Regions from separate parts of the Homo sapiens genome. Here region 2 is linked to region 1. The links are chromatin loops, found by intact Hi-C in ENCODE. Cell type or tissue: A673. All regions are shown on one strand. Each heading gives the region's core, and the rest is flanking DNA. Links, peaks and the distances in the headings are about the cores only.

The links. Peaks named below come from ENCODE experiments on the same cell type or tissue, not always from the same donor. Only the 100,000 strongest peaks of a DNase experiment are listed, where the experiment ranks them.
Region 2: a loop joins it to region 1, with 2.2 times the contacts of the local background. A loop is called at or near these places in 4 of 110 quality-filtered maps.

The regions. Positions count from the first base shown.
Region 1 is chr6:57,016,290-57,029,344 of GRCh38, reverse strand. It overlaps BEND6 (BEN domain containing 6), which reads right to left. Exons shown (of 7, transcript NM_152731.3): 5 at 11,946-12,138; 6 at 10,788-10,924; 7 at 1,999-3,263. The coding sequence ends at 10,797. Among named protein-coding and RNA genes, the nearest start is that of KIAA1586, 24 kb to the left of the region's middle. In A673, for the core only: a CTCF peak has its summit at 8,035 (motif pointing right); a DNase peak (open chromatin) is centred at 8,044.
Region 2 is chr6:56,702,007-56,715,061 of GRCh38, reverse strand. DST (dystonin) reads left to right here. Exons shown (of 104, transcript NM_001374736.1): 6 at 10,693-10,782; 7 at 11,316-11,414. Among named protein-coding and RNA genes, the nearest start is that of DST-AS1, 140 kb to the left of the region's middle. RefSeq lists enhancers at 1-426, 592-641. In A673, for the core only: a CTCF peak has its summit at 5,868 (motif pointing left); a DNase peak (open chromatin) is centred at 5,861.

The DNA of each region.
Region 1 (13,055 bases), core at 3,426-11,425:
TCTTGCTGACTTCTGTTCCTGAGTGGGATTGCAGAACTGGTTGAGCCAGATTGTTGGTCTGGGTGGTGTCATCTGCTGCATCGCAATGCAGGGTCTGCAAAATATCTCAAGTACTGATCTTAGGTTTTGCAACAGTGATGTTATTCCCAGGAGGAATTTGGGGGAGGTTCAGACTCTTGCAGCCAGAGGCTGCATGGCCCCTAAACCATAATTTCTAATCTTGTAGCTAATTTGTTAGTCCTACAAAAGCAGACTGGTGGCCAGGCAAGAAGAGGTTTTTTGGGAAAGGGCTATTATCAATTTTGTTTCAGAGTTTAAACTATAAATTATTTCCCAAGGTTAGTTCGGCCTATGCCCAGGAATGAACAGACAGTTTAGAGGTTAGAAGGAAGATGGGGTCAGTTAGGTCTGATCTCTTTCACTGTCATAATTTCCTCAGTTATGATTTTTGCAAAGGCAGTTTCAGTGATTTTTAGCAAATCTTTATGGGGGTCAAGAGCCCATGACATCCACAATAACTCACTGCAGCCTTGACCTCCTGGGCTCAAGTGATCCTCCCACCTCAGCTTCCCAAGTAGCTGGGACTACAGGCACAGGCCACAATGCCCAGCTAATTTTTCTTTCTTTCTTTCTTTCTTTTTTTTTTTTAGTAAAGACGGTTTTGTGATGTTGCATGCCCGGCCAAGGGCTTTGCTCTTTGTTTACAGGTCCTGAAGGGCCTGGGAAGTGCAGGGCTGGTGACAGAAACCCTTTCAAATTCAGCTTAGATCAGAGAACTAGAGGAAGCAAGGATGCACAAAAAAATTTCCCAGAAAAGCCATACCTGTCAGGATCACTGGTCTCTGTGACAGCAAAGAAAGGGCCTTTGCAAGGTTTAAAGCCCAAAAGAAAACCCTGGCGTCTCCTACCATCCATGAAACTGCCTGTAAATTGCTGGTCCAGGAAAAACTATGTCATTAAACAATAAGTGTTCAAGAAAGACTATAGTGCAGCATCAATACAAAGATTTTATAAGAAACAATTCAATAAAGCTGGAAAAATGGATAAATGCATGAAAACATTCGCAAGAAGGATGATTTCACAGAACTAGCGAGAATGCTGACCATGTCATATATCCACCACAGGGTAAAGTTTTTAGTGAAATGATCACCTCTGTGTAGGAAAATCACAGAACACACATGTAGGAACTCATGTTAGTAAGTGTTTTCTTCGGCATTTTGGCTGAACTACCTTTGTATTGAAAATGTATTTCTTATTCAGAGAACATAAAAATATTCTTGCATTTAAAAGTTTTTTCATCTGAGTCCATTTTTTGCTTTTCATTCATCTGAAAGTTTCTATGTAATATGATTTGAAGTAGGAATATAACAATGTTTTCCATTTATTAGTTGTCTCAGTATCATTGAATAAACCTTCCTTTCCCTACTTATTAAAGATTCTGCTTTAACCATATTCTTAAGTATTATACATGTGAATACATAATATATATATATATAGACACATACATGTATATGAATTGCTTGCTGGGCACTCTCTTCAGTTTTATTAGTTTTCTTATTCTGTAACTCATTTAGAACCAATTTACAAAGATGAATAAAAAATACATTTATTCTATTATCTATAAAGATATCAACATATTTCAAAATACATAAGAAAAGACCATACAAGTTCCAGTTGAATAATACGGTTATGTTTTGCAAAAGTAATTTTATTTACCTTTAGTAGGCAAAACTTACATTATCAAGTAGCATTTTTAATAAAGCAAATAGCATACATCTTAGTAAGATTATCCTTTCTCAATAAAAATATTAAATGTATTTACTTTCCTGGACGTTGTCTATATATCCTACATAGCATGGCTCTTTACAAGAAAAATGAGTCAGAGCTACATAGTCAAATCGTAATGGTAATGCCTTAATGGATGAGTGAAAAAGCTATCAGCCTAGAAAAAAATATTTCCCTAATTTTTATGCATTAATAAAGAAACAAGAAAATAAGTTTTATCTTTTAAATGGGATTTATTTATGTTTACATAAAGGTAGCAAATGTTACATAAGTTGTTTCCTTAAGAACATTTATTTTGTACAATCACATTGTTATCAAGCAAGACTTATGGAAAATTTCCTGGGTCCACAACACTGAACTTTGAAACTACTGTAGCATCCTCTTTTCCAAGTTTAAACATGACTTTGTGCACTGAAGAAGTATGGCTTCGCATTGCACAGTGGTCACATGTGACAACCTGACACCAAGCGAGAAGCCTTTTGATGAAGAATGTTTTATCTTTTGTTGAGTTACAAAATGGTACTTTCATGTGTGTGATTATCAAACCCATATTTTTTTTCAGTTCATTTCTGCTACAATAAAAATAAACCAGTTAAAACTAAGCAGTATAGCAATGTAATCGACCAACTATCTATCATGTTATATCTTATATACGATGTGTTAGGTGATATTGATGCTTTATATTACACATCTGTATTTAATATACTTTGGGCAATACAAAGTTAGAACATGTCTGGTAAATAAACAAACAAAAAGATTTCCCTGAAAATTGATGCATTGTTTTAACAATCACAAAAACTTAGGTTTATTCTTCAGAAGTGTGGTGGAATTGCTTAACATTAAAATAAAACATCTTGCTGTTGTCATTTTTTTCATATTCCCATTTTATACATTTTTAGATAACAGAATAATCCTGTAATTTTATTGCTAAAACATTATTACTTGGTTAGACATGATTATCAGATTTTGGGCTGACTTTGTTGTTCTCATATTTGCCAACATTAATTATTTCACTGTTTACTTTTGCAAGCATGTGCTTATGCTAAAGATCCAAAAACTATAATGGGAAGTCACTGGTAATAATCAATGTACAATGATTGGTTAGGACAATGACTAACCTATGGGCTGAAGTTTTGGCTGCTATGATAAGAGCTCTGACTATCCTGTTAGATTAACTGTACAGAGGGGTATTTGGGGATTGGGAAATGCTTATTTCCAAAGAAACCATATTGCATGCTTATTTGACTGGCAGAAATTCTCTGGTTTGATGCATCACTAGTACTGAGGGTGGAATCTACATGCAGCTTCTTCAGCAAGCTTGTTGGTCCCTTAGGAGAGCTCAGCAATGTTACATATGTCTTACAGCCTGTCACTGCACATGTCTGTCTTTCTCACTGCCAGGAAGGCTGCAGATTCTCCAACAAAATCCAGTGCTAGATTTAGAATTGAAGGTGCTTTGTTTCAGATACCTGTAATACCTACAAAAAGCAAATTTCAAAGAAATACAAATTTATGTTAACATTCTCGTAGTATTTTAACAGTTATATGAGTTATTTGTTTTTGTATCTACTACAAATTTGTATTAAAAATACAAATTGTTGAGGGACTCTGGTTCCAAAATAGCAGTGTAGAAGCAAGCTGGCTTCACTCCCTATCACAGAAAACCAAAAACAAACATACAGTGCCAAGATTTTCACCAGCAATATCCCAGAACTCAAGTAAGAGGATGAAACAGTTTCCCAGGCCACAGAGAAGTTAAAAAATAAAAACGAAAAGCTCCAAGCAGGTGGTAAGAGATTCAGGCTTCCTTATCCACAATAATCCTCTCCCCTAATATCCCCAGCATCAAACACAAGGAAAATTTCTTCCTGACTCAGTTTCTACACTGCAAAAAGTGAGATCAAGGTGGACAGTGAGCTTCCTCATCATCTTGAGGCACCAAATCAGAGTGCCTGTTCAGCAGGACTACACTGTAAGAGGTGTGTTCCACAGGTCCCCTGAGCATGGATCCCTAGCCAGCCTTTTCACATAACCAGGATATCCTCTTTGGGACATCCCCCATTCAGGTCAGGCAGCACTCTGATTGCTGGCTAGAACTGAGGCAAACTTGGGCTTAAGGCACCAGTTAGTGCCAAAAAGGAGGCAGTGACCTAGTTGGGAAAAAAGAGAAAATCAACTGGTATATTACAAATAAGCAAACATATCCAATAAAAACCAAAACAAGTCAGACCAAAAAGACAGAAATAAATAACTAGTCTTTCAATGCAAAGTCATAGATGTAGATCCACAAGAAATAATAGCAAACAGGAAACAATGACCTCTTCATACAGACAAAGCAAGAAATCAGTGACTGACCTTAGTGAGACGGTGATATGTGAACTCTCTGACCAAGAATTCAAAATAGCAGTTTTAGGGAAACTATGTGACCTCCCAGAAAACAGAAAAACAATTCATAAATTTATCAGAGATATTTAACAAAGAGATAGGAATAATTTAAAAAATCAAACAGAAATCTTGGAATTGAGAAATACATTTGCTGAACTGAAAAATTCATTAGAGGCTCTCAACAGCAGAATGGATTAAGTGGAGAAAATAACCTGTGAAATCAAAGACAGGCTTTTTGAAAATATACAGTCAGAGGAGCAAAAAGAAACAAGAATGAGAGGAATGAAGGTCACCTCCAAGATACAGACAATTAACTCAAAAGACCAAATCGAAGACTTATTATTATTCAAGAGGGAATCACACAAGAGCAAGGAGTGGAAAGTGCTTTTTAAAAAATAGTAACAGAAAACTTCCCAAAACTTGAGGAAGAGCTAAATATCCAGGTACAGGAAGGTCAGAGAACACCAAACACATTCAACTCAAATAAGACTACCCAAAAGCATGTAACAAATTCTCAAACATCAGGGACAAAGCAGGATTCTAAGAGGAGCCAGAGAGAAGAAGCAACTAACATATAAAGGAATTCAAATTCACCTGGCAATAGACTTCTCAACAGAAACCACGCAGGCCAGAAAGGAGTGAAACAACATTTTCAAAGGGCTCAAAGGAAAAAAAAAAACTGTCATCCAAAAATACTGTATCCAGCAGAGTTATCTTTCAAATGCGAAGGATATGTAAAATCTTTCCCAGAGAAACAAAAGCTGAGAGAATTCATCACCAACAGTCTCATAAGAAATCTAAAGAGAGCTCTTTAGTCTGAAAGACAAAAATGCTAATGTGCAAGAACAAAACATCTGAAGGTATAAAACCCACTGGTAAAATTAAGTATACAAACAAACCTAAAATTATCTAAAACTGTAATTGTCATTTACAATCCACTCATAACACCACTACAAAGCTCAAAAGACAAATGTATCAAAACAATAACATCTACAGCAACCTATTAAGAGATAGGCAATATAAAAACATGTCAATGAGACAACATAAAGTCAAAATGTGGGGTGAATGCAATTAAACCGTAGACCTAAGAAACCCCTTTATAAAGTTTTTTTAAAACTTCTTTGTAATAAAAATCGTCATCTTTTAAAAACAACTTCTTATGTGTATATTTTTATAAGCTTCATAGTAACCACAATGCAAAAACCTTTAATAGATTCACTAAAAATAAAAAGCAACAAATTACAACATATTACCAGAGAAAATCATTTAACCACAAAGGAAGACAGTACAAAAGGAAGAAAGGAAGAGAGGAGTTAGAAAATATACAAGCTACAAAATAGCAGTAGTAAGTCCTGATCAATAATAACACTGAGCCTAGGCAACATAGTGAGATCCTAGCTTACTAGCTAGGTGTGGTGGCATGTGCCTATAGTCCTAGCTACTCAGAAGGCTGTGGTAGGAAGATCGCTGGAGCCCAAGAAGTTGAGGCTGCAGTGAGTCATGATCACACCACTGCCTGGACAAGAGTAAGACCTTGCCTCAAAGAAAAATAGTAACATTGAATGTAAATGGACTCAGTTTTCCAATTAAAAGGTATAGGATGGCTGAATGCAAAGAAACAAGACCCAACTACCATGTTGCCTATGAGAAAGCCACTTCACCTATAAAGACACACATCGATTGAAAGTGAAGGTGTAGAAATAGATACGTGATGCAACTGGGAACCAAAAAAGAGCAGAAGTAGTTATATCAGGTAAAACAGGTACAAGTCAAAGACTGTAAAAAGAGACACAGGAGGTCACTTATAATAATAAGGAAGTCATTTCAGCAAGAGGCTATAATAGTTTAAAATGTCTATGCACACAACACAAGAGCTCCCAAGTATATAAAGCAAACATTAATAGATCTAAAGGGAGAGACAGATTGCAATATAATAATACTGAGGAACTTCAACACCTCACTCTCAATAATGGACAGATCCTCCAGACAGAAAATTGACAAGGAAACACTGGAGTTAAAGTACACCATAGATCACATAGGCCAAACTGATATTCACAGAATATTTCACCCAACTGTTATAAAATACACATTGTTTTCATTAACACATGGCACGTTCTCCAGAATAGGCTATATCTAGGCCACAAAACAAGTCTCAATAAATTCAAAACAGTAGAAATCATATCAAGTATTTTTTATGACCACCATGGAATGACACTAGAAACTGATAACCTGAGGGTCTCAGAAAATGCACAAACACATGGAAATTAAATAACAAGCTCGTGAATGACCAATGAAGTAATTAAGAAAAAAAGTATAAAATTTCTTGAAACAAATGTAAATGGAGATACAACATTCCCAAATCTATACTATACAGCAGAAGCAGTACTGAGATGGAAGTTTGTAGCAATAAACACCTATATCAAAAAAGTAGAAAGACTTCAAATAAACAACCTAATGGTGTACCTCAAAGAACTAGAAAAGCAGGAACAAACGGAGCCTAAACCTAGTAGAAGGAAAGAGATAATAAAGATCAGAGCCAAAAAACAAAAAACAAACAAACAAAAAAGGAGATTTAAAAAACCAGATCAATGAAAGAAAAAACTGGTGTTTTTAGAAGACAAAGAAAATCAGCAAACCATTAGCCAGACTAAGAAATAACAAAGAGAAGGCCAAATAAATAAAATGAGACATGGAAAAGGATACATAATAACCGAGACCACACAAATACAAAGACTCATTAGAGAGTATTATGAAAAACTCTTTGCCAACAAATTGGAAAACCTAGAAGAAATGGTTAAATTCCTGGACACATACAACCTAGCAAGATTGAACCATGAAGAAATAGAAAACTTCAACAAATCAATAGGGAGTAACAAGATCAAAATTATAATAAAAAGTCTTCCATCAAAGAAAAGCCCAGTACCTGATGGCTTTACCCCTGAATCTACAAACATTTGAAGAGACAGTAATACCAGTTCTGCTCTAATTCTTCAAAAAAAAAAAAAAAAAAGAAAAAGAAAAAAAGAAAAATTGAAGAGGAGGGAATACTTCCAAACTCATTCTACAAAGTAGTATTTCCATGACACCAAAACCAGAGAAGGGCACAACAAAAAAACAAAACTACAGGCCAGCATCACTGATGAGCCAGATACAAAAATCTTCAACAAAATACTAGCAAACCAAATTCAACAACGATGTTTAGCAGCATCCCTGGCCTCTGACCACCGGATGCCAGAAGTACCACCAGTTTTGACAATCAAAAATATCTCCAGGCATTCCTAAATACCCTGCGTTGGAGGAAGGTGGCTAAATCACACCTCCCTCTCCGCCGCCCCCCACCATTTTAGCACCACTGTATTAGATCACCTATAAGTTATAATATATGTTATGTAACATTACGCCAGAGATTATATACCCTGAGGCCGCTTTGGAAATTTCAGGAGAAGGCAGTTTGGTCACTTAGTTGGATGTTATAGAGGTGATAGCCTAATATTCTGTAAATCTTATAAATACATTTTTCTTCAATGCCTGCAAGAAAGAAGTAAAAAATGGAGACAGGCTGGAAAAAAATCAAGCTCTTGCATGTGAGAGCTACAGGCAACTTTAGGGCAGCCACAGGAATAAGAAAGAATATATTAAAAAAAGGGAGGAATTTAGGCCTTACCCTCACAGACCTGAGCCATAGCTGGGAAATTGTTACCCTTTTAAATCTAAGCCACCAGTGACAACCTGAGCTCAGGACTGAGTGGAGGGCACGGTCTACCACAGGGACCATGCTAGAAAAGTAAGTTTTTCAAAGAATATTTTTGGTGGCAGGGCAGGGCCATAGGCTCCTGTGAGTTAAATGACTGAGAACAGAAAAATATAACAGTATTCCACTAGATGGTGCTATATCTGATTAATTTATCAAGCATGTCCAAATTAGGTCTTACCTGACCCTGTCTTTTCCAGCATATTTTCCTCAGTCCTTTTTGCAATAATTTGAATTCAACCATACTTAAAATGAAAGATATTTGCAAATTTAAAAAATTCCATTCTAGCTAATCTCCATTACTGATTCAAAATACATGCATTTCCAGTCTAAACAACTTGGCACTATTAAGTCAGGCTCAGGTTCAAAAGGCACAAAGTTCATAGCAAAATGTCTGTTCCTTGTTTCAATTTTAATTAATGCCATAGCTAGCAGATTTAATAACACTTCTATTGTTAAGTACAAGCAAAACTGATATAAAAATCTCTTAACTTTCACTTCTTTAACATTCTGCTGGCTGATATAGTCAGAGATGAGTTTTGTGCCTATCCTTGGAAGTCAGAAATATTAAAAAAAAAAAAAAAAAAAAACAAGAGTTTAGGATATCAAAATGCTTTACAGACCTCTGAAATATAACAGTGTGCCCCAAAAGATAGCCACTTGACTTGGAGGTCTGGTAACATACCATTTAGAAAAGGAAATTGCCGGTCACGGTGGCTCACGCCTGTAATCCCAGCACTTTGGGAGGCCGAGGTGGGCAGATCACTTGAAGTCAGGAGTTCGAGACCAGCCTGGCCAACATGGTGAAACCCCCGTCTCTACTAAAAATACACAAATTAGCTGTGTGTGGTGGCGCGGGCCTGTAGTCCCAGCTGCTCGGGAGGCTGAGGCGGGAGGATTGCTTGAACCCAGGAGGTGGAGGTTGTAGTGAGCAGAGATCGCGCCACTGAACTACAGCCTGGGCTACAAAGCAAGACTCCGTTTCAAAAATGAAAAATAAAAAAGAAAAGACAAGGAACTTAGTTACTGGGTGGAGTGCTTTCTGACATTTGAGGAGTTCAAGGTGGAAGGATTGCTTGAGCTCATGAGTTCAAAACCAGCCTGGGCAACAAAGTGAGAACACTGTTTCAAAAAAAAAAAAAAAAATAGAGAACTTGGTCATTATACATCAAGGTAACTGGGTGGGTAACCTCATGTCAAAATAGGAAGTACTAAGGGCATATTTAAGCAATTATCTAATAATTGAAAAGTTGTGAGGTCACAATCTACTGAAATTTATAATCACTTGGAGAAAAAAGATACAGGTAACCTTATCTTTTATAACTTCTTTTTTTGGAAACAAGGTCTCACTCTGTCCCCCAGGCTGGAGTGCACTGGCAACATCACAGCTCACTGTAGCCTCCACCTCGCTATCCTCCCACCTCAGGCTCCTGGGTTACTGGGACTACAGGTGTGCACTACCACGCTGGGCTAATTTTTTTTCTTCCGTATTTTATAAAGATGGGGTCTTGCCATGTTGGCCAGGCTGGTCTCGAACTCCTGGGCTCAAGTATCTGTCTGTCTCAGCCTCCCAAACCATTGGGACTACAGGCGTGAGCCACCATGCCCAGCCATGTTCTCTAACTTTTAAAGTCAGTCTAACAGTATGTGTGAGCCAAGGGAAAGAATTTCACTGCAGTTGTTACAAGTAATAGTTTTTTGATTTGTTTATGTTTTTGTTTCAGGAAGACAGACATTGTTGACTCTCGGCAGAGCTGGTCTTAGTTGTGTAGCAAAATAGATAAGGGACTCTTGGGGGAGGATGGGAGTGGTAGTCAGTAACATGTAGGGCGTTTGGGGCAGGGGATTACTGCATTACATTCAGCTCCACATCTCATTTAAAACATGGTCAGAAGAAATGAAGTCAAGTAAAATGGTCTCGAAAGTGGCTGGTATTAGGCAGAAGACAGGCAAAGTACAAGTCAAAGATAGAAGTGGAAGGAAAATGGAAAGAAAAAAGGAATATCTGTGGTGGGCCTTACCCTCATGTGTTACCCACATGCCTCTATTAATCAATGAAAATTTTAACACGTCATACACATGGTTTCACGTATTTTCCATCAAAATAGTTGAGAGAGAGGAGGGGTAAGTAAAAGTGAGCTAGCCAGGATAGTGGGTGGCAAAATTCCACTTCACAGTTTTGCCTGGGTCAAGGCTTGACTAGAAAGTCTATTTACTTTAGAACTCTCACTAAAAAATTATTCTTTTTCTTAGTATAGGACATGCATCTTGGTAAAAATCCTTATTAAACAATAACAACTAATTTAAAAATTTAAAGACCATGCGAAGCAACATGTAGGATGGTGGAGAAGAACGCTGCACACTTCAGCCAATAGTTTGCACAACTGTCAGACCACTGTTAGAGCTAGCTGTAAGTTCAGTCTCATCGATGTACTTCAGATTTCCCAAGGGTCTAAATCTCCTCTGTCCTAGAGAGAAATACTTCTTAAATTGTCATGTGTCCTTCCTTTGGCTCCTTTCTATCCCCACCAAGTTAACAGGATTCTGTGAAAAAATTTCCTCAGTAAAACACATTTGGAAAACACTACATACTATATCCCTTTCTTAGAGATTTCTGGTGCACATGAGCATGTTAAAAGGGCATCAAAATATCTGAGAGGTTCTGAGGAAGAAAAACTGAACCCAGCATTTTCCAATTCAAACCCCACTCCCAGTTCTCCCCTTTTGCCACCAGGAATACCTATTAGCTTTTCATGGGTCACTAGTATTTTCTAGTAGAGTGATTGGAAAATGCTATTCCAATAAAATAAAAGTATTATGACATTTTCTTGCCACATTGAAAGGACTGAAGATTTAAAAGACTTACCAAAAGGATCTATTTAATATCCTGAGAGTTAAGATTTTTGCTTAAATTTGGCTTCTTGGTACAGTTGTTTAGCTTTTGCCCTATCATTCTCCTAATTGAAACATCATCCGTATTGGGAAATAATTGTTTTGTTACTCCTGTAAAAAACCAATAGCGACACATGAGAAACTTCATGAGTGCTTTGCATCTTAGGGTATGAACTGAGGTAAAACATCAAGTATTCTACATTATAATTTTTTTTCCATTTTACAAAAGTAGCCCAAACACCCATGAGCTATTTAAACAGATGAATATATAGGCAGGTTTTTCTAAGTAAAGCAAGAGATATCAGAAGGTCTATATTATCAACTGAGATCCTATGGTAGTGATTAACTTTAATCCTCCTACTTGCTTTAAACTCTAAGTCCTCTTGCTCTAAAATGTTAGGAATGTATTTTTATCCATTTCCAACATTAATTGAAACAACTAAACTCTGACTGATCTTTTTCTGTATCTGTCTGCCTCAGCCTCCCAAACCATTGGGATTACAGGCATGAGCCACCACGCCCAGCCATGTTCTCTAACTTTTAAAGTCAGTCTAACAGCATGTGTGAGCCAAGGGAAAGAATTTCATTGCAGTTGTTAGAAGTAGCAGTTTTTTGTTTCAGGAAGACAGACATTGTTGTATGTTAAGAAATGACATATATAGAGCTAGGATTCAGAGAATCCTTACATTTGTCAGATGTTGCCAAAAAATTAATTGGATAATCTAGATTATATTTAAGGAGATTCATTAATTTAAAAACCATAAATAGGATGGTCAAATTAGCCTTTATCTTTCTGGAATGAAAGATAAGACATATAACAAAAGCAAGGAAGAAATTGTTATTGAAATTTTACTTTAAAAGATTGTGAAAATTTACATTTCCAAAGCTATAAATTGTATGAATTGAAACCTTTTGGTGATATAAAACTTAGTTTCATTTTAATAACCATTGTTAATGTAAAGTTTTTCTATAAAATTTCCCATATTTAATGAGAGCTTTAGACTATCCTAAGATTTTTCTTTCCCAGAAAAATAAACTTTAAAAAATAAAAGGACCATGAAAGACTATCTTGACCTTGAGTGGTAACATGATTTAAAATTCATACGACAATATAACGCAATCATATTATCACCTATGATTTCTTGGACTTCATTCTGATTCATAGCTGGTTTTACAGCTTTGTCCCTTGAAGTAGAGGATTTTGCCCCTGTCAGGCTGTGAGTGGCCATGTATTCATTTGTGTAAAGTACTTGCATTAAATCATTAATAAACTTCTGAGGCTTGCTCTTGTTACAACGGGCAATCTGCCATTTTTCAATCTGGAACTAAAAAGATAAGAAAGAGTTGAAGTTGGAAAAAGAAAGTGCTGTATGGAGAAATATGTTACTAATTGAGTTAAGGCATAAAAGAAAACAATGTCAACATTTTTTAAGGTAAGATATTATATATATATTTTAATATATATTTTACATTTTAATTTAATATATATTTTACATGTCAGGGATTAGATTTAAATGTTATCTTTGTGATACTCTTCAATATTTATGAGGTATTTGTTATAGGGTGTATACAAATTCTTGTCATGTAAACTGGATTTGGTCCTTTCAGGCTTAGTCCCATACTCAGTGCTTCATCGTAAATGTAGTAGGCAGAATAATGGCCCTCTGAAAGGTCACATCCTAATCCCTGAAACCTATAACACGTTGCCTCACAGGGCAAAAACAATTCTGTAGATGTGATTAAAGTTAAGTACCTTGAGATGGGAGATTATCCTGGATTACCTAGGTGGGCCCAATTTAATCACATGAGTTCTTAAAAGCAGAAGAAGGAAGCAGAAGGGCAGATCAGGAAAAAGAGACAGAAGAGGGAGGGAAGATCTGAAGTGTGAGAGGGACTTCACTTGCTGTTGCTGGCTTTGAAGATGGCCGAAGTGGGCTGTGAACCAAGGAATGTGATTGCTTCTAGAAGTAGGAATGGCCTTCAGTTTACAACCAGCAAGAAAATGGGGAATTCAGTTTTACAACCACAAGAAAATGAATTCTACCACAGCCTGGATGAGCAGGAAACAGATTCTGCCCTAGAGCTTTCAGAAAGAAATGCACCTGCTAACACCTTGACTTCAGTCTAGTGAGACCTGTACCAGACTTCTGATCTATAGAACTCTAAGATAATAAATTTGGGTCATTTGAAATCACTAAATTTGTGATAATGTGTTATATAGCAATAGGTAACTGATACACTA
Region 2 (13,055 bases), core at 2,455-10,454, 310 kb after region 1:
TGAATATCTACTATATGAAAGGCACTGTGTCAGACATTAAGCATTTGCAGTGAGGACCAAAGACAGGGCCCTTTCTTCTTAAGGAAATTATTAATACATTTATGTATATTGTCTACATAAAACTATAAGTAAAATGATGATTGGTGTACTGGTATAATCCAAAGAATATGGGAGTGCAGAAGAAGGAAACCATCACTGCCTGGATGACGTTAGAATTTGACCTAGTAGGAAAAGTAAGATTTCAGTAACTAGAGGAGGAGTTATCAATAGAGAAATATCACAGCAGAGGTTTTAGAATGTGACCTCAAATATTCAGGAGACATTTTGTTTCAAAATCTCTCTTAGCCATCAGGAATGGACATGAAGCTCTAGTTAGGGCACTGGGACCTGAGCATCTTCCAGTAAACCCATAGCTGTTATGTGGTTCACTTTCAGAAGTGTGGCCCCTGATTTGCTAGGTGTTACCTGGCTCTAGCCTGCTCTTGGTGAAACTTGTCACTTTAAAAGGGAGTGTGCTCAGACAGGGGCTGGAGAGAAAATAACTTCCACTTAGATTTCAGCTTTAGTAAGAGACATCAGTGCAGTACCTCTTCTGTGACACTGGGCTTTTACAACTGGGAAAACTAGTTTTTAAGCATCTGTGGTCCGGAGATCTCTGTTGAGTAGACTAGAATCTGAAAGTTTGGCAGACTTATGATGTCATTTAGGAAGTGATCACTTTGAAACTTTTAATCCTCCTACAGAAAGTATATTTCTGTTGCAGAGATTAATTTAACAGGAGTGTATATAGCATCTGTCAAATTTTTAATTAAGTAATTAAAAGAATAAACCTGTATTTATAATTCCATTCCAAACATATCAGTTCCCCAGATATGATTTTGGGTGGTTTTATTTTAGAAAAATATGAATCGTGGTACTGGGGACATGGAGTGTCATCTGGATTTAAGGAAACATTCTTTGACAGGGAAGAGGTGTTAAGCATCAGAACGGATTGTAGCAGTGGCAGTGGTATCTCATCATCTGGGGGTGTCTTTAAAAATAGTTTTAGTGTTCCTCTCCTTTTGTCAGTTGTCTTGATCATAATCCTGGGTTATTTCAAAGGTTTAATGAAGAGGATGCAACCAGTTGCTCTCAGTTGTTTATTTTCAAGGACCCAAGGAAATGAGCTTATGTTTAAAGAGGAGTGAATTAGTTTGCATATAAAGTATCTGAAAGTATCAGAGTATCGTCAAAGCCTTAAAACTATAAAATATGCTATGAAGAGACCCCTAGATTTTCCAGTCCTTGAGACTTGAAAAAAAGAGATGAAGCAACCACTTGTGTCATGCCTATCCTAATCTCTCACCTTAGGAAATAATGCTCTGAAAGGGACACCGGGAAGTGCCCATGATGGCATGACCAGAAGGTGTCTGCACTCCTGGCTGGCTGCACCTTTCCTGGAGCTGTATCTACCAGTGGATTCTGTTACTTGCCCAGCACTAACCCCGCTCTATGAGGACCTTGCTTCCTCTCGAGTCTGCAGCCTGACTCATATTGTAACCATTCCAGCAAGTGGCTCACTGTTCGGTTAAGGATAGAGCCATGTAAGACATTATCCAGGAAGTAGATGAAGTTAATTTTTGAGGTTCAGGTAGTTCTTTGATTGTGTGTGTGTGTGTGTTGAGATTATAGGTCAGGCATTGACAACCTATAGCTCATTTGACAAAAGCCCCAAAAGAGATGATTCAGCTCAGAAGTATTCAGGGTAGTTGCCACAACCAGCACTTTAATCAGAATTGCAAAGTAGTTGAAATTTTTATTTGTCACATCCTTATATTCCTTTTCTGATGCTTCTCTTCCCACTCACCAGCTGCCCAGGGTCTTCAGACTGCCTTTTACCTGGAATCATACCATGCCCTGCACTGCAGTGCTACTCCCCTACATGTTATTCCATCTTATCACCAACCATGATTAAGATTTCTTTAAAACCAATGATAGGTAGGTATAAAGAGAAAGTCAGTCTGGTAAAGTGACCTTGTGTTAGAAGCACATGACTTGAGAGGTTGCTGTATCTGTCCCAGGAGCTCTCTTTTTTTGTTGTTGTTTCAAAGACAGAATGCTTTTACTTGAATACATCTCTAAATTTATAATGATCAATTTGAATCTGATTTATGAATTTGGTATAACGTTACAAGAGAGTCATTAGCTGGGAGGATTTGATGAGGAAATACACATTTTTTGAACTAGTGTGAATTTTGATCATGATATAAATTTAAATAAAACTAATTTAAAATTATTTAAAATAACCTTTGCATGATTTTTATTTTAAAGTATTTACAATTCTGTTTTAAAAGCTTTTCAGTAAAAGCTGGAATTTAAAAATATAGTGGAATCTCTTTAAAACAGTGGTGGTAAAGAATAAGACTGTAATGGTGTCATTATAGACTACCTGTGTCAAGCAGACTTTGTTACACCTAGTTATATTTTTTAAGTCATGGCACACAGATGAACTATGTCTAATTAGCTATTAGTATTATAATAGCATTCTACTTCGTTGTCATTATTTGTCTTTATATTACAACCACACATTTTCACTTATTTCCATCAAAATTTTGTTTCCTTGATTAGGTTTTCTCCTTAGACACGTTAAGTGATAATGACCCTTGCTTTCCCAGCTTTTTCTTTCTTTTGCCCAAATTATGAGAAAGTAGGAGGAGTAGGAAAAAGGTGAGCATAGTAAGGATATGGATTGGTTTCTCCTCTTTTCCTTATGCTGGTGTTAAAAATTGCTCTTGACATAGTAGTACTTACCATGATTTTTTTAAGGTGAAAAAGAGTTTAAAGAAAGATTTATATAAGTAATGAGCTAGGAGGATATTTGAAAAACCTGTAAAAGGTAATGCCCATATTCTCCTGCCAAACAGACAGAATACTGGAAAGAAGCATCCTTAGTCTTATCTAAAATACCTCCTCCTATTTTTTTTTTTTTTTTGAGACGGAGTCTCGCTCTGTCGCCCAGGCTGGAGTGCAGTGGCGGGATCTCGGCTCACTGCAAGCTCCGCCTCCCGGGTTCACGCCATTCTCCTGCCTCAGCCTCCCGAGTAGCTGGGACTACAGGCGCCCGCCACTACGCCCGGCTAATTTTTTGTATTTTTAGTAGAGACGGGGTTTCACCGTTTTAGCCGGGATGGTCTCGATCTCCTGACCTCGTGATCCGCCCGCCTCGGCCTCCCAAAGTGCTGGGATTACAGGCGTGAGCCACCGCGCCCGGCCACCTCCTCCTATTTTTAAAAGATTGCACAATAATATTTATTAGCTGTTCTTCTCTCTCTCATATGTGGAATGGGTAATGCTGATGCCTTTACAAGCCGACGCTCGTTTGTTAGACATTGTAGTGTGGAGTTTGTCAAGAATACATCTTTAATAATCTGTCCAAGGAACTGGACAGATACCAAAAAAGATATACTATGCAGAGTATATTGATTTCTGAATTTATTTCTCCCTTTCAGTTACATTACATTATAATTACCCCACACCAAGATCTGTACAGCTATGCAAGAGATGAAAAATCTACAGGTTCAGGGGAAAATGTGAGCAAAAATAGATTTTTTATCTGTTTTCTTGATAATAAAAGGGAAGATAGGAAAGATAGAGACCTAAACTCAAACCAAACCAGAACCAACCAACCCTAACCTCAGACTGTTACAGAAAAGTTACCTATTTAAAAATATTTAAAAATTGAAATAGCCTTTTAAAAAGGTTACTGCAACCATGGCGAAACTGTATAGAAGAGAATAAAAAATACCTAGGTGAAACAGTGACTAAAATACCCCAAATCTTAAAGTGTTTATCTGTAATATATTAATAAATGTTTTTATTTTATTTAACTACCTAGTTCCACCTTGTGGTGAAAGACTAGGAAAGGCCATTCAGTTTTTGCATTTTAATTGATTATAGATTGTCTACCCAAAAGCTAAAAAGAGAAGCCTTCTTTGTGAAGGAGTGAATCAGGTCCAAAGAAGTAGACACATTATTTGTACCACCTAGTACCAATGTGGATTAAAAAAAAAACTCTCTATTATTTTATCCATTAATACCTTAAGATGTGTAACTAATACCTTTATTTCATAGTTTAAAAATAACCTAAAGGAGATGAATTCTATGTGGCCTTAATGTTGACTTAACGTAGTACCTTAAAAAACCATAACCGCCTTTTTATCATGCCAAATAAGGATATTTCCCTGTTTGACTTAACTGCACCAATTTCGAATTTATAATAATTTAGGTAGAATATGAATTGTAGTTTTATTCTTTCACAACTCCTGAAGAAGTAGTACTGAAATAAATTTGTAATGAAAAAACAACTTTAGATAAGGCAGCTACCTAAGATAATACAATGTTTTTGAGCATTTTTTGTGTGTATTTTAAAAGCATTAATTTTCTTATCAATAATTAATATGTTAATATATTGATATTTATGTTACCTCTATTTTTTCAAGTAGGCTGTCTAAGGAACTCTCCCAGGAGAACCTGACAGCTAATTTTTTATGAACGTACTTGTTTGATGTAAAAAAATTGCATTGAAAAATATTTTAATTTATAATTTTCACTAAAGCAAACTATCCTTCTTCTCGTCACCCAGTTAGTATAAGCCAGTGAGGCGATCTCATTTGGGACAAGCCTTCTTTTATTATTTATGTTTCTTTCTAAAGATAGCTGATTGTTTTCCAGAATACTGTATCCTTTAGATATAGAACTTCTTTAAGAGCGGACTGTGAACCCTTTATGTGGCTGATGTTTTGCTCCCTACTGCAGAGCTCACTAGGATGCCTGCATTTTACCCAAGGTTCATTAATGGAATGACTCTTCCAGTTTCCTTTTTTTCCTGAGGGACCTTTCCTCTATTATTGTGTACAGATTGGGCTCTTGATTTTACCTGTGATTGATTTGTTTTTGCTTAAGATAATAGTTTACAGGGAAGCTTTTATATTGGTCAGAGATATTATGGCCTCATTCTGTTTAAAATTCGTAGTTTTCTTTGTGTAGGAAAAGTTCAAGCTTCTTAACCTGGGATATAAAGCCTCTATGTCCACCGGCGCATCGTTCCAGCCTCATCTTCCACCTCATGCTTCATTGACTTCACCACTGCTTTCCTTCCTTGCAACTCATATGTAGTTTTGTGTGTCCTTGCCTTTTTCCTTTGTTCTTGCTCCTCCCTCCACCTGCAACATTCCCATCTTCTTTGCTGGGAAGACCTCAGACTGGGTTAAGCTCCTCATAGCTTCCTGAGTGTTCTCTGAATGCATTTATTTTATACTGCAATTTCTTGCCTAAATTTCTTTCATTTCAGATTACAGGCTTCAAGAGGTGGCACTCTTATTATTCATCTTTGTACCCATAGAACTTAAAGGATACCCTGGCATATGACGGATGAATGCTCAATAAATAGTTTGTGACCTGAATTGAATTGCAGCTAAACAATAGTAATAAGTTTAAATAATGGGAAGTCAAATTTTTGTGAAATTTGTCTAGATTAACATCAACCACTATAATGTCAGACTTTTAAAAAAGGAAGTTTAAACATTCAGCAAGCAGTTATATAATGATTCTCTTTTCTTCAAAGTTGAATTTGATTTAGCCTATATAAAACCAAACAGTTATAGGTTAACAAAAGGAAATTTTCAGTGTAGTATTTTTGATAAGTTAAGCCATTTAGGTAATACAGACCTGGCATGAGCTAATGTGTTCTCACTCCAAAATAAATTTGAAATATTGTCCATGTCATCGCCAGCATCTTGTTTAGAATTTTTGTTGCCCATAGAGTGTTTTCTAGTCTATTTTACTTTCTTGGGATATTCTTTTAAGTAAAAGATTAGTGCCCCCTAGAGGTAAACTCTAGGTGCAATGCTATATACATATTTTTTTGAAGTACTGCAAAATTCTACGAGAATTGTGTGAAATACAGAAAATGCTGTATCAGCCTTGTTATGTAATTCAAGTTATGTAAGTTAATCCCAGAGTATTTCATAGTGCTTTTACTTTGCTCGTCACTTCCTCTAGCACTATTGATCCAGACAGTTTTTTGTCCCATAGGGAGAACATATCCAAAAAGAGAAAAAGGAATGCTTTATTAAAAACTGAAAATGGAATGTTAGGGATATTGGCGGTTAGTATAGTCATCTGTGAAGGAAAGTTACCAGGCCCAATGCCTATGACTCACTCCTAGGGTAAAATAAAAGCTTTTCTATGTAGGCTTAGCTGTCTACTTTCCCTTCTTTTCTTTCCCTTAAATTTCTTGCTCGATCAGATTGGAACCCCAATTCTTTCCCCTCAGTTCATTCCCGACCACCCTTTACCCATAATGTTGATTTTTAATTTTTAATAGCATCCTCTTTTATTCCACTCATTTGTGCTGAGGAAACTGACTCAGTATTATAAAGTACTTAGCACAAGGTTAGGCATCTAGTAGTAACTCATGGTGTGTGTGTTTTTGTTTATTATTGTTAGTGACATTTGCTTTTCGGAAAATGATATCTTATATTTTGTAGGATGTTTTCCATATACAGTATTTCTGTGGACCCTCAGAATAGTCAGCTGAGACAGGAAAAGCAGGCAGTATTGGGGATAGCCAGTGTCTTTGGATTTTTTTCAAGCATTATAGAAGTTAAATTAGTTTATTTCTGCATTTTCTTCTAAAATTCTTAAAAAATTAAGCCATAAGTCTTAAGAGTAGCTTTTATTTTATACATTTTCTAAGTTGACAGGTCATTGATTTTTTAAAATGATAATAATTTGATTTAAAGATTACAGACTTTTTGTTCTCTAGGTTGAACTAGGAGTTTTCTGTTTTCCAACCTTTATTTTAAAGATAAAAAAAACCCTGAAGCCTAGAGAGTTTAGGCTGTTGGTACAAATTCATAAGGCCAAGGGCAGAAGCAGGACTAAAATGTCTTTTCCCTTATCACAGGTTTTCTCTTTTCCTAATTTAGAGGGAGTCTCACTCTTTTGCCCAGGCTGGAGTGCAGTGGCATGATCACAGCTCACTGCCACCATGCCCAGCTAACTTTTTGTATTTTTAGTAGAGATGGGGTTTTACCATCTTAGCCAGGTTGGTCTTAAACTCCTGACCTCATGATCCACCCACCTCGGCCTCCCAAAGTGCTAGGATTACAGGCGTGAGCCACCACACCCGGCCATCTTTTCCTAGTTTAGATTTGCATGGCTTAATATTATTATTTTCCTTCTCTAAACATGTCTGTTTTAATTTTCCTTTGTTGTCACATAAATACGATAGTAGCAAATGACACCTGGTTTTGGAAAGTTTCCCTTATGTAGAGGGTTTTGTTCAGTCTGGCAAGTCAAGTTGTGAAATTGCCTTACTATGAGATAAGTGTTCAGAATCATACCCCATCTTTAACTGTCCTGGAGTGAGAAAGACACAAGAAGTGGAATATAGAGTGAAATGTAAGTCTGGTAGGGTGTAGGCATAGTGGACCAGAGAGCACAGAATTCTCAGCACTATTACAATCCTGGAAGTCCCCAAAGTAATCATGTGCTTGGATTCTACTGTCCTTCTGTGTACTGAGGATATCAGACCTGCACAATAAAGCCATTTATTTTGAGAGACAAAGCAGCTGGCTGAGGATCAGGAGCTGTATAATATTGTTTATATAAATATAATCTTTTAGTGTTCCCATTCAGGCTCTTTTAGAGTTTGGCTGCTTTCTGGTTATATTGAAGATACGCAGAGAAGTACATAGATTTAGAATGTACATGACATTCACAAGCTTAGCTTTTCTGCCTTGTTTTTAAGTAGGCCTTAGCCTTATAAATTCAAGCTTGTGCCTTAGAACGGGACTGGGTGAATTCTTACAGTGCTCTAATACAAGAGTCCCCAACCCCCAGGCCACAGACAGGTACTGGTCCGGTCCATGGCCTGTTAGGAAGTGGCCTGCACAGTAGGAGGCGAGCATTGGGCCAGCCAGCCTTACCACCTGAGCTCTGCCTCCTGTCAGATCAGTGATGGCGTTAGATTCTCATAGGAGCATGAAACCTATTGTTTTGTTTGTTTGTTTTTTGAGACAGAATCTCACTCTGTTGCCCAGGCTAGAGTGCAGTGGCATGATCTCGGCTCACTGCAACCTCCGCCTCTTGGGTTCGAGTGATTCTCCTGCCTCAGCGTCCCAAGTAGCTGGGATTACAGGCATACGCCACATTGCCCGGCTAATTTTTTTTTGTTATTTTTAGTAGAGATGGGTTTTGCCATGTTGGCCAGGCTGGTCTCGAACTCCTGACCTCAAGTGATCCGCCCACCTTGGCCTCCAAAGTGCTGGGGATTACAGGTATGAGCCACCACATGGCTGTGAACCCTATTGTGAACTGTGCATGTGAGGGATCTAGGTTGTGCTCTCTTTATGAGAATCCAATGCCTGATGATCTGAGGTGGAACAGTTTCATCCCAAAACCACCCTCCCCTGCATCTGTGGAAAAACTGTCTCCCATGAAACCAGTCCATGAGTAGGAAATTGCAGTATTAGTACTCATTTCCCTAAGTGCTTATCTGTTCGCGTACATATCATGCATGTAATAGATATGTTCCTGAAGAGGCCCTTGAAAATTGATTCATCTCTGAAATACAGTTGAGAAGTTGAGAGAGTTGTCATTTCATGGTATCTCAAGGTAAATATTCTAATTGAATGGATAACTCCTTTGTAACTTATTTGGTTATTTACAGGTTTTTCTTTCTTTCTTTCTTTCTTTTTTTTTTTTGAGACGGAGTCTCGCTCTGTCACCCAGGCTGGAGTGCAATGGCTTGATCTCGGCCCACTGCAACCTCCGCCTCCTGAGTTCAAGTGATTCTCCTGTCTCAGCCTCCCAAGTAGCTGGGATTACAGGCACCTGCCACCATGCACGGCTAATTTTTGTATTTTTAGTTGAGATGGGGTTTCACCACGTTGGCCAGGCTGGTCTCGAACTCCTGACCTCAGGTGATTGATCCACTTGCCTTGGCCTCCCAAAGTGCTGGAAGTACAGGTGTGAGCCACTGAGCATGGCGTATTTACAGGTTTTTCTAAACAAGGATTGCTCAAAATGTGTTATAACATTTTTTGGGGCTAAATAAAGTATTTTTAAACTTTGTCTTACTTTGGTATTATGACATCAGAGATTCAACTGATATTCCTTGGGAATTAGGAAATCAAAATAAAATGTCAATTTGTAAAGATGGAGACTTGGTTAAAAGTAATTTGATTCACCTTCAGTTTTGCTGTATTTCAAAGGTACTATTGACATGAACAGTTACTTTGTGGTAGAGCTATTGAGCCTAAGCTTAGTATTTATATTATTTGTAGTTAATTATGCCTAGATGGGTAATTGAATATTAAAAGGTTCTGTGACTTATGTAAACAGTGCCAGAACACTGGATGTAAAAGCTGGTAAATTTGATAAGAAATTCCTAAGGGAACTTCTTCTTCATCAATCAAAAACATTTTCTGACACTAACAAAAGATATTGTAAAACATATATATAGAGAGAGTCAACTAAGATAATAAAGTTTTATGGGATTTAAACTATTTTTGGGGACTGAGAGACTTACCATAAAAGTTTGCTTCCAGTTTACATTAGGCCTCTTCTTTGTGTTTGTGTAGTTATATAGTTTTGATTATAAGTTTAGATCTTTTCATTATTTTGTGCTATATACTCACTTGACATTTTGGAAGTGCAAAGGAGTTGGATTCATTTGTATACAGGGCTTGTGCCATGGGTGAAGTAGGTGGGATTCTGGTTCCTGCCTCTTTCCTGCCCACTTCTTTGGCTCCTTTCATGGGAGTAGCCCAGAATCACTGAAAGGCGAGAAAATGGAAATGTGCCAGTCCACTGTGGAACAGCCATCTTAATACCTGCTTTGACATTTGTCTGTCCAACACAAACCTTGCAGTGGGCCATGTGGTTACTAGAGCTATCCCTACTTGGCAGGCTAAACAAAGCTTTTGGGAAATCTTTGATGGTTTGGGTTCTAAAATCACAGACTTCTAAATCAGGCCTGTGGAACGGGGAAAGCTATTGTAGGTTGAGTGTTGATTTTGTGCTAGTGTTATTTAGTTTTGAAAATCTTCCGTTATAAGAAGACTTACATTGTGCAGAGGAAGGGTTTGGACAGAGGACTTCTAACCTGACACATACGGATTTCAAAAAATTTTTTTGAAATAATTATAGGCTCATAAGATATTGATAAAATAATATGTAGAGTCTCATACTCTTCACCCAGCTCACGTCTATGGATTTCTAAAAATGTTCCTCGGCATCCTTGAACCTGTTTTAGGCTAGAAGTAGAAGATCAACTGCGGGGGTGAAAACTCCACCCTCTTGTTAAGGTGGCACTGGTCACTGTATCGGGAATCATGAATAAAGTCAGGGCATTGTCCGTATTTGAAGAATTGTAACCCCATGTAGTAGTCCAGGCTTATGTTTGTTCTGGTGTCTTAAAAATGTAATAATTTGAATTGTCTTCTTGAATTATTAATCTGAAATTCACTTTTTTAAGTTTTTAAATTAAATTTAGTTTTTAAGTAATAAGCATTTTAAAAATTTAAAAATAGGTGCATGAATGAATACCATGTGAGGAATGTTTTCTACTTGTCTCCTTTTTATGTTTAAGAATGTTAAGGATAATTCTGAGTTCTAGGACCCCAAATTTTGCTTTTCTCTTTATAGGTTCGAAAACATGTGAATGATCTCTATGAAGACTTAAGGGATGGACACAATTTGATTTCTCTTTTAGAGGTTCTTTCAGGAGATACCTTGGTAAGTTTTAACTTTCTTATTTTATTTTGAAGAACGTGTAATCTTTTCTGCATAGGACCAGTATGTTTTCAGTACAGACTATTCAGATTTTTGCAACATTCATCTTTTGAGCTATGAATTCTGCCTGAAAAAGAAGTTTTGGTTAGATTCCTAAGCATTTTCAAACTTCAAATGATGTGAATTTGAGAGATTGAAGCACTTTGATTACTTCACTTATATAATCAGTTCTATAATTAAAATACTATTTTTGTTCTTGCTTCTTTTTTACCTTTGGGTTTTTTTGCTTAGCAGAAGTTGGATGCATAATATAACCACATATTAAAAGACTTACAAATAGCAAGAAAATAAACATTGCTTTCTGAAAAATGATCTAACCCATTCCGCAGGTGTCATTTTTTTTTTTTTTTTGGTGAACATTACTTCCCCTTCTTGTTACCTGTTCTCCTTCATTATGTTCTGTTCATGCTCTTCTTTTCATTTCTGGTCTGTCTTGTGTCTTTGCTGTCCTATCTTCTGTCTGTTATATTCATTAGCCAAGGGAGCGAGATTTTTTGAAGACCTTACGATTGGTGAGTGCAACAGAAGCATGCGAATATGAACAGCATGAGGATGTGGAGGATGAGGATAAGGGGGTAGGTGTCGCCCCCATAACTTGACTAACCTAGCCGTTCCCATGCGGTGAGCGCTAACCTGATAGAGAAGTAACTCCTGGGTTCAGGCTCCTTTTTAGAAAAGCATAGAAAGGGCCAAAACCCACATTGAGGTAGATGTGTGTGTACCAAAAAATTGGATAAAGGAAATATTTTCTCTTTAAATTATCTTCAGAGAGCTAAAATGATTGAATTATTTATACATTACTGTGCACTGCATGGTAATTAAACAGACTTAAAGTACATGATGGCATTTTAGTTAAACAATTTTATATACATTGTATATAAACATGGAAATTTTACAAGTCTGCTAATTTTTGTGCAAATTCATTCAGTTTCTGGAAGTGATATTTCAAACATAGCAACTATTTATTGCTTTTTATGAAAGAACTTAGGGAAATTTTTTTTAGTATTTAAGTTTCTGCTTTAAACCACACCTCTTGGCAATAGGTATTTGATGGACATGTTTTACCTCTCTAATATATCACATGTATTTAAAAGGGAGATTTAAAAATCCAGTATTCCAACAGAACTCACAGAGCTGTTTAATCTCCGTGACTCTTAGTTGACTGCAGCCTACCTTTGCAAGACAGACGTGCTTCTTCTTTTGTCTTCTACATACCTAGTGCCCCTTGATTTTACTGGAAATTGTGCTTTTGTTGGATCCAGTGGGTAAATTTATCAACATCGTTTCTACTTGTTATGCAGAGCTTACTTTTCCTTCTGTGGTGTGCTGTCTGTTTTCTTATGGCACCTTTGGCTTCAGCAACCTATACATATTGAAGAAGCCAAGCTGTCAATTGTCTTTTTTCTTTTTTACCTTTGGAAGATTTTATGTGATAAATTTCAGCTCCATTTTTTGTATTTTTGCTAAGCATTTCTCAGCTCTGTTTCCTCTGTTTCCTTCATGCTAACTTGTAACATTTCTTAAGGGAAATGGCATTAAGGAAAATAATTCTCATCTGTCACTTTTCCTGAGACTGAGAAAATAATTGTTTCCATCCCCAAGTAGTATAAAACGAGTATAGAGTCCTTTCTAATTATCGTAGTGTCCACTTTTGTGAAAAAGCTAAAATAAAGAGGAAATATATGGTTTTAATTGGTTTTCTCTCTTTCTCTATCATGGCTAAGTAAACCTTCTCTGTCTTTCTCCTTCTTGGTGATTTTTATACTAACTGCATGCTACTTTATCTCATTTTCATTAATATGCCATATGTATATATATATGTGTGTGTGTGTGTGTGTGTGTATATACAGTTATAAAAACCCTCTTGCTAATAGTGTTCAATAAGAAGGTAAAATGATGAATGATATTTAATTATTTTTGTGCCTCCATAGCTAAATAATTGTAGGCTAGCGTTGTTTTATTACCAAATATTAAGTGTCTGTATATTCTGTAACATCTTCTCTTTTCCTTTTGTTTAAACAAAAAATTTGTCATAAAGTATATGTTTAAATAAAACATACTTGGAAAAAAATCCCTAGTAGTTTACATTCAATCTCAGACAATATAAAGAAATTGAAACCTTCTTAGAAAATCTTATGGCCTTACCTAAACGGTAAATACTGTTTTGATATATTAAGATGAACAGAAATTATATTTAAATTAGCATGGTCTGTGAT